3 separate regions of the Homo sapiens genome follow, and all the other regions are linked to region 2. Evidence: chromatin contacts called from ENCODE Hi-C or POLR2A ChIA-PET data. All regions are on one chromosome and are shown on one strand. The core of a region is the stretch at or near the end of the contact, and the rest is flanking DNA. Distances in the headings are between cores, read along the strand shown.

Region 1 (2,871 bases), core at 282-2,781, 670 kb before region 2:
CTGAAGAAAATTGTAGTAGAAATTCCAACACCTATTCTGAGAAACCCAACGTGCATTTTCCACCTTGAAATAAACATTTTACATGCAATGGTCTTAATAATGGTCATTAGTGAGCTGTAGTAAGCAACCCTGATGGATAGCCCATCTGGTCGGAAGCCTGGCTTGCTGTCCCAGCCCTGCCTGCTCCTAGATTTGGATTCTGGAATGCAAATCAGCACCCAATTTCTGAATATTTTCTCATCCCTTGTTGCTGAGTTTGTCTTGCTTACTTATATCCCTCCTCTCTCTCTCTCTCTCTCTCTCTCTCTCTCTCTCTCTTTTCCTCCCTTCTACTTCCATGACATCCCTGCTCTCTGATATAAGAAGAATGAGGAAGAATAGGTTAAGAGGGAGAAGGAACACTTTCCAGCAGAGGAAATGTGCAGAACACCCAAAGATGAGCAAATTCAGGCTGGAGGACATTTAGGAAACTACAAGTAATTCCACTGGATGTGAAGCCAGAAACTGTGTGAAGGGCATTGGCAAGAGGTGAGTCTGAAGAGCTCATGACAGTGACAATAACACATGGAGAGATCTTCTGTGCCTGGAACCGTTGTGAGGTTTCACATAGATTCCCACACCCTACCCTCACAGCACCTTTTGAGGTACGTACTATTGTTGTTCCTATTTTACAGATAAGGAAACTCCGGCATACAGAAGTTACACAACTTGCCCAAGTCATGTAGTGAGGAAGAGGCAGAGCTGGGGTGTGAACGAGGACCCTAAGCAAAGCTACTGAACTTGGACTTCCACCTGAGAGCTACAGAAGACCTTTAAAGAGGAGAGGGATCTGATTGGCCTGTACTTTAGAGAGATTGTAGGATGCCAGTGTGTCCCCTGATGCCAATAACAAGACTGAAACTGAGGATGTTTGGGAGTTAACACTCGAAGAAGATGTCAACAGACATCAGAGCCAGCACAGGAAGCAAGCGGGCAGTGGCGTGGGATGGAACTAGGGCCAATTGCCAGGTTTCCAAGAACTGAGTGGGGAGCTGCCAGGATTGCAGCCAAGGCTGCAGGAGATAAGGGCATGGGGATGGCACCTAACTGGCTCAGGCTATTTCTCAAAGGCAGGAGCACCCACCAGCTTCCTTGACCCTGACTGTACCCAGTGCCTGACACCAACTTATCTTTTCCAATTTATCTCCCTGGGTTCACATCCTCCCACAACCAGAACCTATTCTGTCATTTATACCCACACGTATTCACAAAACGACCCAGGGGCATTGCAAGAAATAAATACGTAATGAAATGATGTTAAAATATGGATAAAAACAAATATTAAGACCAGAGAAAACACTCATCAGAGCAGAAATTGAGCTTTTGGGGAGGAAAGGAGAAGAAACTCAAATATTCAAGCTGTGTGGTTCCTTGCTCTTGCTCAAGTTAAGCTCAAGTTTGAAGCTAAACTTCCAGTCAAAGTGAAAACGAAGGCAAGGTCATTTACATGGTCGTTACGGAGAGAAAAGAGGAAGTGCACCAGCTGCCAAGAAAACTTGTGGCCCTTTGCTAGCAAAGGTGTGGCATGAATTTTCAAAGTGGACTGCTTTCCAATCCCTTAACCCCCCCTTTACTTCCCCCATCACACCTGTGTTTAGGTGGTTGCATCCATCTAGCTTACAAGCATGTAAGTGTCAATCAAAATCCTGCCCAAATTTTAGAGCCCATCTTAAGTAGTTTGGCACCCATGAAGAAGGTGTCTTTTCCCTCCCTGGTCAGAAGTTTTTCCCCTTAATTATTTCTCTGCCTTGTTGTTGCTTCTTTCATAGCACTCATTATATTCTCTCACATGTTACAATTCAATGTCTATGTGTCTTGTCTTTCGTGAGGCAGCATAGCCTAATGGTTAGAGCAACAGCTCAGGAGTCAACCTCCCTGGGTTCTAGCTTGCCCCTCTCTGGCTGTGTAACCTTGGGCAACATACTTGATCCATCTAAGCTTCAGTTTTTTTTCATCTGTAAAATGAGAATCATAAGAGCATCATCCTTGTTCTCTTAGCACGGCACTTGGCACATGGTAAATTATCACATTTTTATCAGCATCTTCATAATTATCATCTCATCTCCTAGGGCTGTCAGTACAGTAGCCACTAGCCACAGGGAGCTCTTCAAATCTAAATTAATTATAATCAAATAAAGCTTAAAAGTCTTTTCCTTAGGGGTACTAGCCTCATTTCAAGTGCCAGCTGTAGCTAGTGACTACCATATTGGACAGCCCAGATACAGCATATTCCCACAATCACAGAAAGTTCTAAAGTTCCCTCTAGAACGGGGACTAGCAATTTTTTTTCTGTCAACGGTCAAATAGGTAATTATTTTAGACTTTGTGGCCATAAGGTCTTTGTTGCAACCACTCACCTTCACCACTATAGTGTGAAAGCAGCATAGACAACAAATAAATGAATGGGCATGGCTGTGTTCCAATAAAAGTTGACTTATGGACACTTTAAAGTAAATTTCATCTAATTTTTATGTCACAAAATATCATTCTCCATTCGAGCTTGTTTAGCCACTGAAAAATATACAGCCAGGCACAGTGGCTCACGCCTGTAATCCCAGAAATTTGGGAGGCCTGGGCAGGCAGATCACTTGAGCTCAGGAGTTCGAGACCAGCCTGAGCAGCATGGCAAAACCCTGTCTCCACAAAAAATACAAAAATGGGCCAGACATGGTGGTGTGTGCCTATAGTCCCAGCTATTTGTGGGGCTGAGGCAGGAGGATCACTTGGGCCCAGGAGGTCAAGTGCAGTAAGCTGTGTTTGCACCACTGCACTCTAGCCTGGGTGACAAAGTGAGACCCTGTCTCAAAAAAAAAAAAAAAAAAAAAAAAAGTA
Region 2 (2,734 bases), core at 140-2,639:
ACACAATTTTAAAACCACAGCTAGGGGTGTGAAAACGCATTTTTTTGTGCGTGTTTGTGTACCACAATCTGTCCAAATCCTTAATTCCCTTTTAAGTAACAGATATATAATAAAAATCCGAAAGAAACCACATTAGAAATGCAAAGAGGTTTGCAAAACAAGAGGCTTCTTTCATTCCAGAAAACCACACCAAAACAAGGGGAGAAAAATGAATGCAATGGATATGTGTTTGCCAAAGTTTCAATCCTGCCCGGTGGAGACACTGCACTGGCACAAATTTTGAAGAGGAAAAAAAGGGGGTTGGGGGGGGGAGAGAGAGCGAGCGAGTGTGGCCTGCAAACTGCAACAATGCAATCTCCATTTTGAACAATGCGCCTCTTTCCTCTTGTAAATCTAGTTTTTTGCCACTTGATGTGCCGTCGCATTTCCCCTCTGTTTGGGGGGGAGGCGGGGTTGGGGGGAGATCGGAGCAGGATGCACAGCACACGAGTGAGCAAGGGGGGAGGGCAGAGGAGGTGGGGAAGGAGTCTGCAGCAACTGGGCTGGGTGGGTACCTGGAGTGCTGCTGTAGGTACTATGGCTCCTGAAGCTGCTTTCCGTGCAGTAACTGGCGTCGTCGTCGTCGTCTTCCATCTCCTCCGGATAATCGGAGTCATCGTCGTCCTCTTCCATCTCATCCTCCTCGTCGTCCTCAGAATCCTGGGTCTCCTCGGCGTCGCCGTCCTCCTCCTCCTCCTCCTCGGAGACCATGTCCTCCTCTTCCTCCTCCTCCTCGCTCTCGTGGTCATCGTACACCACTTTGTTGACGGCCCTCCGGGCCGCGGTGGTCCGGGCCAGGTGGCCGCCGCCGCCCCCGCCCCCCGTCCTGCCGCCCCCGCCTCCTCGCCCCCCCCGGCCCGGGGCGCTGGTGCTGGGGGGGGCCGGCGGCGGCGGCGGCGGCTTCCTCCGGCTACTGCTGCCCCCCCTGGGCGAGCTCAGCCGCGTCTTGGGCGCCACCTCAGCCTGGGCGGCGGCCCACCTGCCCCGGCTGCTGCCGCGGTGCCGCGAGCGGAGCCCCCCGATGGGTCCGGACGTGGGCGGCGGCGGCGGTGGCGGCGGGGCCGGGGCGCAGCGCTCCGCAGCGGGAGCCGCGGGCTGCTTGGGCGGCCTGCCCCGCCGGCCCCTCATGTCGGAGCCGAGGCGGGGGGAGAAGGAAAGCGAAGGGGGAGGGGCGGGCGCAGGGGGGGCGGTGGGGAGCGCCGGGGCCGGGTGGGGAGGCCCGCGGGGCCGGGCGGGAGGGGCCCGGCCGACGGAAGCGGGTGGAGGGAGAAGGCTCAATCCGAATTGCTGGGGCCCCACTCCGGATCGCCTTCAGCCGCCATCTTGTTTCTTCCCTCTCGCTCGGTGACTGGGGGAACCGACAGCGGCCGCAGGCCCAGAGCGCGGTCACGTGAGCTGCGCCGCCGACGAGCCTGGGACGGAGCGAAGCGGCGCGGCGGCCGCTAGGGGGAGCGCGGGAGCGTCGAGTCGGGGGCGGGGAGCCCTGGGCGCCTGGGCTCGGCACAGCGCGGTGCGGCTGGACTCCGGGCGCGGGTGGCGCGGCAAAACTCCGGGCGCAGGTGGCGCGGCTGAGAGGGGCGCGCAGCTCGCGAAATGCCCGGCGTCAAAGGCCTTCGGAGACCAAAGTCTCCGCGGACCGCTGGCTGGAGCCCAAAGCCGGCCGGACCTCCTCCCCGCGTCTCCCCTTTCGCGGCTCGGAGAGGAAGGCAAGGGAGCCCCCAAATATCATTCCCTTCCCTCCCCCTATGGAAACTGATGCTGAAAGAGCCAGCGAGAGAAAGAAAAAAAAAAGTCGCGGAGAGGGGCGGCCCAAGCGACCGAGGGCACCGGGCAGCGCCAGCGACAGAGGGAAATTAGTCGAGGGGACAGAGAGACAAGCCCCCTGAACTTAGGAAACTCTGAAGCATGGAGCTGGAGTCCAGAAAATGACTCCAATGACAACTGCTCCGGATCTGTGCCAGGAGCCACGCCCCGGGCTGCCACGCCCGGAGGGAGGGGCGCCCTAAGACCTGTAGCGTGGAATCCGCACTGGGAAAGCCTCAGTAAACTCCAGAACGCAACTACTGCACGTTCCAATGTCCCGCCACCTTCCCAGTGCCCCAGCTAGGACTTCGATCACCTCAGCAAGAACTTACCTCTCCTTTGCAGTGGAAAAGAGGGAATCCTGCCTAAAACCTACTTCACGGTGTTAAATGTTTGTATTATCGGGAAATAACCTTAATTTATTGACCTGACAAGTCACTAGGTTTCAGCTTAGCCCAAAGGACGAATCATGATGACATTTCAGGCACCCTCAAACCTTATCACAGCGACTCAACCCTGAGTGGTTGAGGTCAGCTCTTTAGATAAGAGAAAGGTGTTATAAACATATGAATATTTATTGAGAGAAGTGACAACCGAAAAGTAATTTAAAGAAAAATAGTTGGCCGGGCGTGGTAGCTCACACCTGCAATCCCAGTCCTTTGAGAGGCCAAGGCCGGATGATAGCTTGAGGTCAAGAGTTCAAGACCAGCCTGGGCAACATAGCAGGACCTCGTCTTTAGAAAAAATTTGAAAAATTAGCCGGGCATGGTGGTGTGCACCTGTGGTCCCAGCTAGCGAGAGGCTGAGGTGGGAGGATTGCTTGAGCCTGGGAGGTGGATGTTGCAGTGAGCCGTGATTGCACCACTGCACTCCAGCTTGGGTGACAGAGCAA
Region 3 (2,961 bases), core at 296-2,795, 520 kb before region 2:
GGGCTCAAGGGAGGAGAGGGAGAGGAATGAGCATCAAAGGGGAGGTAAGAGTTGAAGAAGACGTCAGCCAATGGGGTTACTGACCAGTGGGTCCCTGCTGAAGGCTGGCTCCAGGCCAACCCTCTGAAAGTCATTCTCCAAATGCAAAAATCTTCCAATGCAAACCTTCCGCCAGGTCTAGGACAGAACAATTCAGCCGTTTTCCATAGAGATAGGGAGAGATACTGGGGCAGGGGAGGGGAGAAGTCTGCAAAATAGTCAGAGAATCACATTTGCTTATAAAATGGCAGAAGAGGAAGGGGCCAGGGACAGGAGAAGCCACCAAAGCTGAGATCATGGTAAATGCCTTTAAGAGAAAGTCCACGGCTTCCTATAGGAAATGGAAAAGGTCAGTGGCACGAACTGCAACTTTGAAAAACCATCAGTAATTCAGTGAATTGGACGTTTGGAGAATCCGCCCTTCAGCAAAGTGATTTTCAGAGAACCAGCTTTGGTAGCTTGATCTTGGCCTACTTCCCCAAGGCCAGAGGGTGAGGAAGCAAAGGCTGCAGGAAGAGGCCAAGAGGCAGCATCTCCTGTTTGGGTCTATGGCCAGGTTTCCTGCTTCGGTGAACCCATCAGTCAATTTTTACTTCTTCCCAGATTAGCCATGTCTGGACCTCATGGGGCAGAATGTTCCCTGAGGTGTAAAGAACCGAGAGATGGCAAAAAAGCTGATGGGCCTGTGATGGGGCAGTTGGAAGGGCAAACAGGCACCAAGGAAGGACAGTCAAGGAAGATGCCAGCAAGTGGGATGTAAGGTCCCGGAGAGCCCTGGCACCCCAAATGCACTCAAATGACCTCGTGAACAAAGATGTCCTAACTTAGGGTTGCCCCCAGAGACAGGATGGCTTAGCTGTTCATGGAGTCTTACACAGAGACCTTTATTTTCTGTTTCCCAGGTAACAAATCCCCAAAAGAATTCTTACCACGGAAGTTGGGGTGATAAGAGCCGTGGTGTCCAAGATGCCATTTGCCTGTAGAAAAACATAAGAGAGATTTTCAGAGGAATCCCCATAGGGGTACCACAGCCCCCTGAGGAGCTGATCACACACTCAGCTCTCCATTAGCTTCGCCTCGCACTGTGGACAAGCCAAAAGAAGCTGCAATGTGGTGTACAAGCCAGGCTTTGCTCTCTGGGGCCGAGACGGTGTCCACAGGGACACATAAAGGATGACCCCAGACTCACACGGGAAACCACAGTGAAAGGGGAAGACAGCCCATCACCAGGAGCCCGGAGAAGCCTGAGCCTCTGCCCCTCAAAGAGGGCTCCACAGACACAGCAACCCCACATGGGCTCCTTCACTTTGCCCTCCCGCGCTGGGGCCCTGCAAAGGCACCAGGAGGCCCAGGGTGCAGGTGCACCGCCCCACATCGTCTCAGAAATGCCCGCTTCCTGCCTGGTTTCATCATCTTCCTCTCTGGCCAACATCAGCAGCCCGCAGTTCAAGCACCGAGACACCTACGGGGCAGCAAATGAGGAAACTCAGACACCCTGCTGCTCCTCGGTCTGCAAATGCGCTCAGTCTGGGGGAATAATCGGGCAATGTGTGGCAAGAGCTCTGACAGTGTCAGAACTCTCTGATCTGCTCTTCCGCTCTGAGGAGTAGACCCCAGGGACGCCACCCCCATGGTGAGGGGGCAAAGAAAAGAATGTGGTACAAAGATTGAGACGCTGGCAGCATTAAACCGCTCAAACGAGAGATTAACGGGCAACCACAGGAGTATGTCTAAGTACATTATTTGATGTGGCCTCAATAAGGAACTATCGATCTATTTTTTCAAGACAACTGCATGTAGCAAAAATTAAGAATCGGTGAAACTGGATGAAGGGCCTCTAGGAGTCCATTATTCCCTCCCTGCAACTGCTCTATGGGATTGAAAAAAAAGATTAATAAAAAATTGAGAGAAATGGGCTCTCAATTTCTCTCAATTGAGTGGCTCATGTCTGTAATCCCAGCACTTTGGGAGGCCGAGGCAGGCGGATCACATGAGGCCAGGAGTTTGAGACTAGCCTGGGCAACGTGGCAAAACCTTATCTCTACTAAAAATACAAAAATTAGCTGGGTGTGGTGGTGCACGCCTGTAATCCCAACTACTCGGGAGGCTGAGGCAGGAGAATCACTTGAACCCGGGAGGTGGGGGTTGCAGTGGGCAGAGATTGAGCCACTGTACTCCAGCCTGGGTGACAGAGTAAGACTTTGTCCCAAATAAATAAAAAAGATTGAGAGAAATGTATTAAGCATTATGTGAAATATTTGGATTAAACATTACATGAGAACATGACATTATATTAAAATTATGAAAAGTATTGTTTAATCATAAAAATTATACTATGTAAAATTATATGACATGGAAACATAGAATAATGTGAAAGGGGGAAAAGTGGAGCCCAGTGGTATTCGCACAGCTAGGCAACACATAAACATGGACCAAGATTAGAAGCAAAGTGTGAGTGTTGTAAAAGGATCTGATATTCCTTTGGTGGGTCTTTAATTTTTCCTAAAAGTGTACTTTAGTTCATAATTGCAACAGCTGGATATGCTTAAATATCCTGCCCAGGATGTGCAAAAGGTGTCGTGAGTGGTGAGGGGGTGAGGAATGCAGCTAAACAGTCAAGCTGCAAACAGTTGCTTACTGGGAGTTTAAAGGCATGAAGACGGAGGGGCCAGTGAGGTCAAATTCAGCTCCAGAAGAAGCCAGCCCCACTTCTGCAGCATAGGGGCTGAGTCTGGGACAGCCCTGGGACCTAACTCTTCCTGGCTATGAGTTTTATTATTTATTTACTTATTTGTAGATACAGAGTCTCACTATGGTGCCCAGGCTGGTCTCGATCTCCTGGGCTCGAGGGATCCTCCCACCTCGGCCTTCCATAGTGCTGGGATTACAGGCGTGAGCCACTTCGTTCAGCTGGCTGTGAGG

What was found. Hi-C counts contacts between places; a loop is a spot of excess contacts on that map. ChIA-PET counts read pairs that join two places held with the same protein, here RNA polymerase II (POLR2A). Pooled maps may share reads with other maps.
Region 1: a pooled map shows a loop between it and region 2 (3-fold over the local background). The contact joins the enhancer-like site here to the promoter of BPTF in region 2. A Hi-C loop is called at or near these places in 3 of 37 single-sample maps with no recorded cell type and 3 of 50 pooled maps. POLR2A ChIA-PET finds 5 or more read pairs at or near these places in 6 of 52 experiments (A673, B cell, BJ and 3 more).
Region 3: a pooled map shows a loop between it and region 2 (5-fold over the local background). The contact joins the enhancer-like site here to the promoter of BPTF in region 2. A Hi-C loop is called at or near these places in 5 of 50 pooled maps. POLR2A ChIA-PET finds 5 or more read pairs at or near these places in 2 of 52 experiments (BJ and K562).

What each region holds. Positions count from the first base shown.
Region 1 is chr17:68,496,816-68,499,686 of GRCh38, reverse strand. It overlaps a transcript of PRKAR1A not described here. Among named protein-coding and RNA genes, the nearest start is that of PRKAR1A, 14 kb to the left of the region's middle. RefSeq lists a silencer at 957-1,140. Within about 2 kb of position 1,531, at least 17 of the 41 ENCODE cell types and tissues checked have a DNase peak (open chromatin) inside an H3K27ac peak, as active enhancers do; they include B cell, GM12878 and OCI-LY7, where a contact is called at or near this core.
Region 2 is chr17:67,824,158-67,826,891 of GRCh38, reverse strand. BPTF (bromodomain PHD finger transcription factor) reads right to left here and starts at 1,389. Exons shown (of 28, transcript NM_182641.4): 1 at 555-1,389. The coding sequence starts at 1,167. RefSeq lists enhancers at 516-785, 748-1,443, 1,444-2,141 and silencers at 836-1,035, 1,216-1,265, 1,466-1,535.
Region 3 is chr17:68,345,180-68,348,140 of GRCh38, reverse strand. It overlaps ARSG (arylsulfatase G), which reads right to left. Exons shown (of 12, transcript NM_001267727.2): 4 at 969-1,016. Among named protein-coding and RNA genes, the nearest start is that of ARSG, 55 kb to the right of the region's middle. RefSeq lists enhancers at 1,258-1,397, 1,418-1,527, 2,799-2,961. Within about 2 kb of position 1,545, at least 13 of the 41 ENCODE cell types and tissues checked have a DNase peak (open chromatin) inside an H3K27ac peak, as active enhancers do.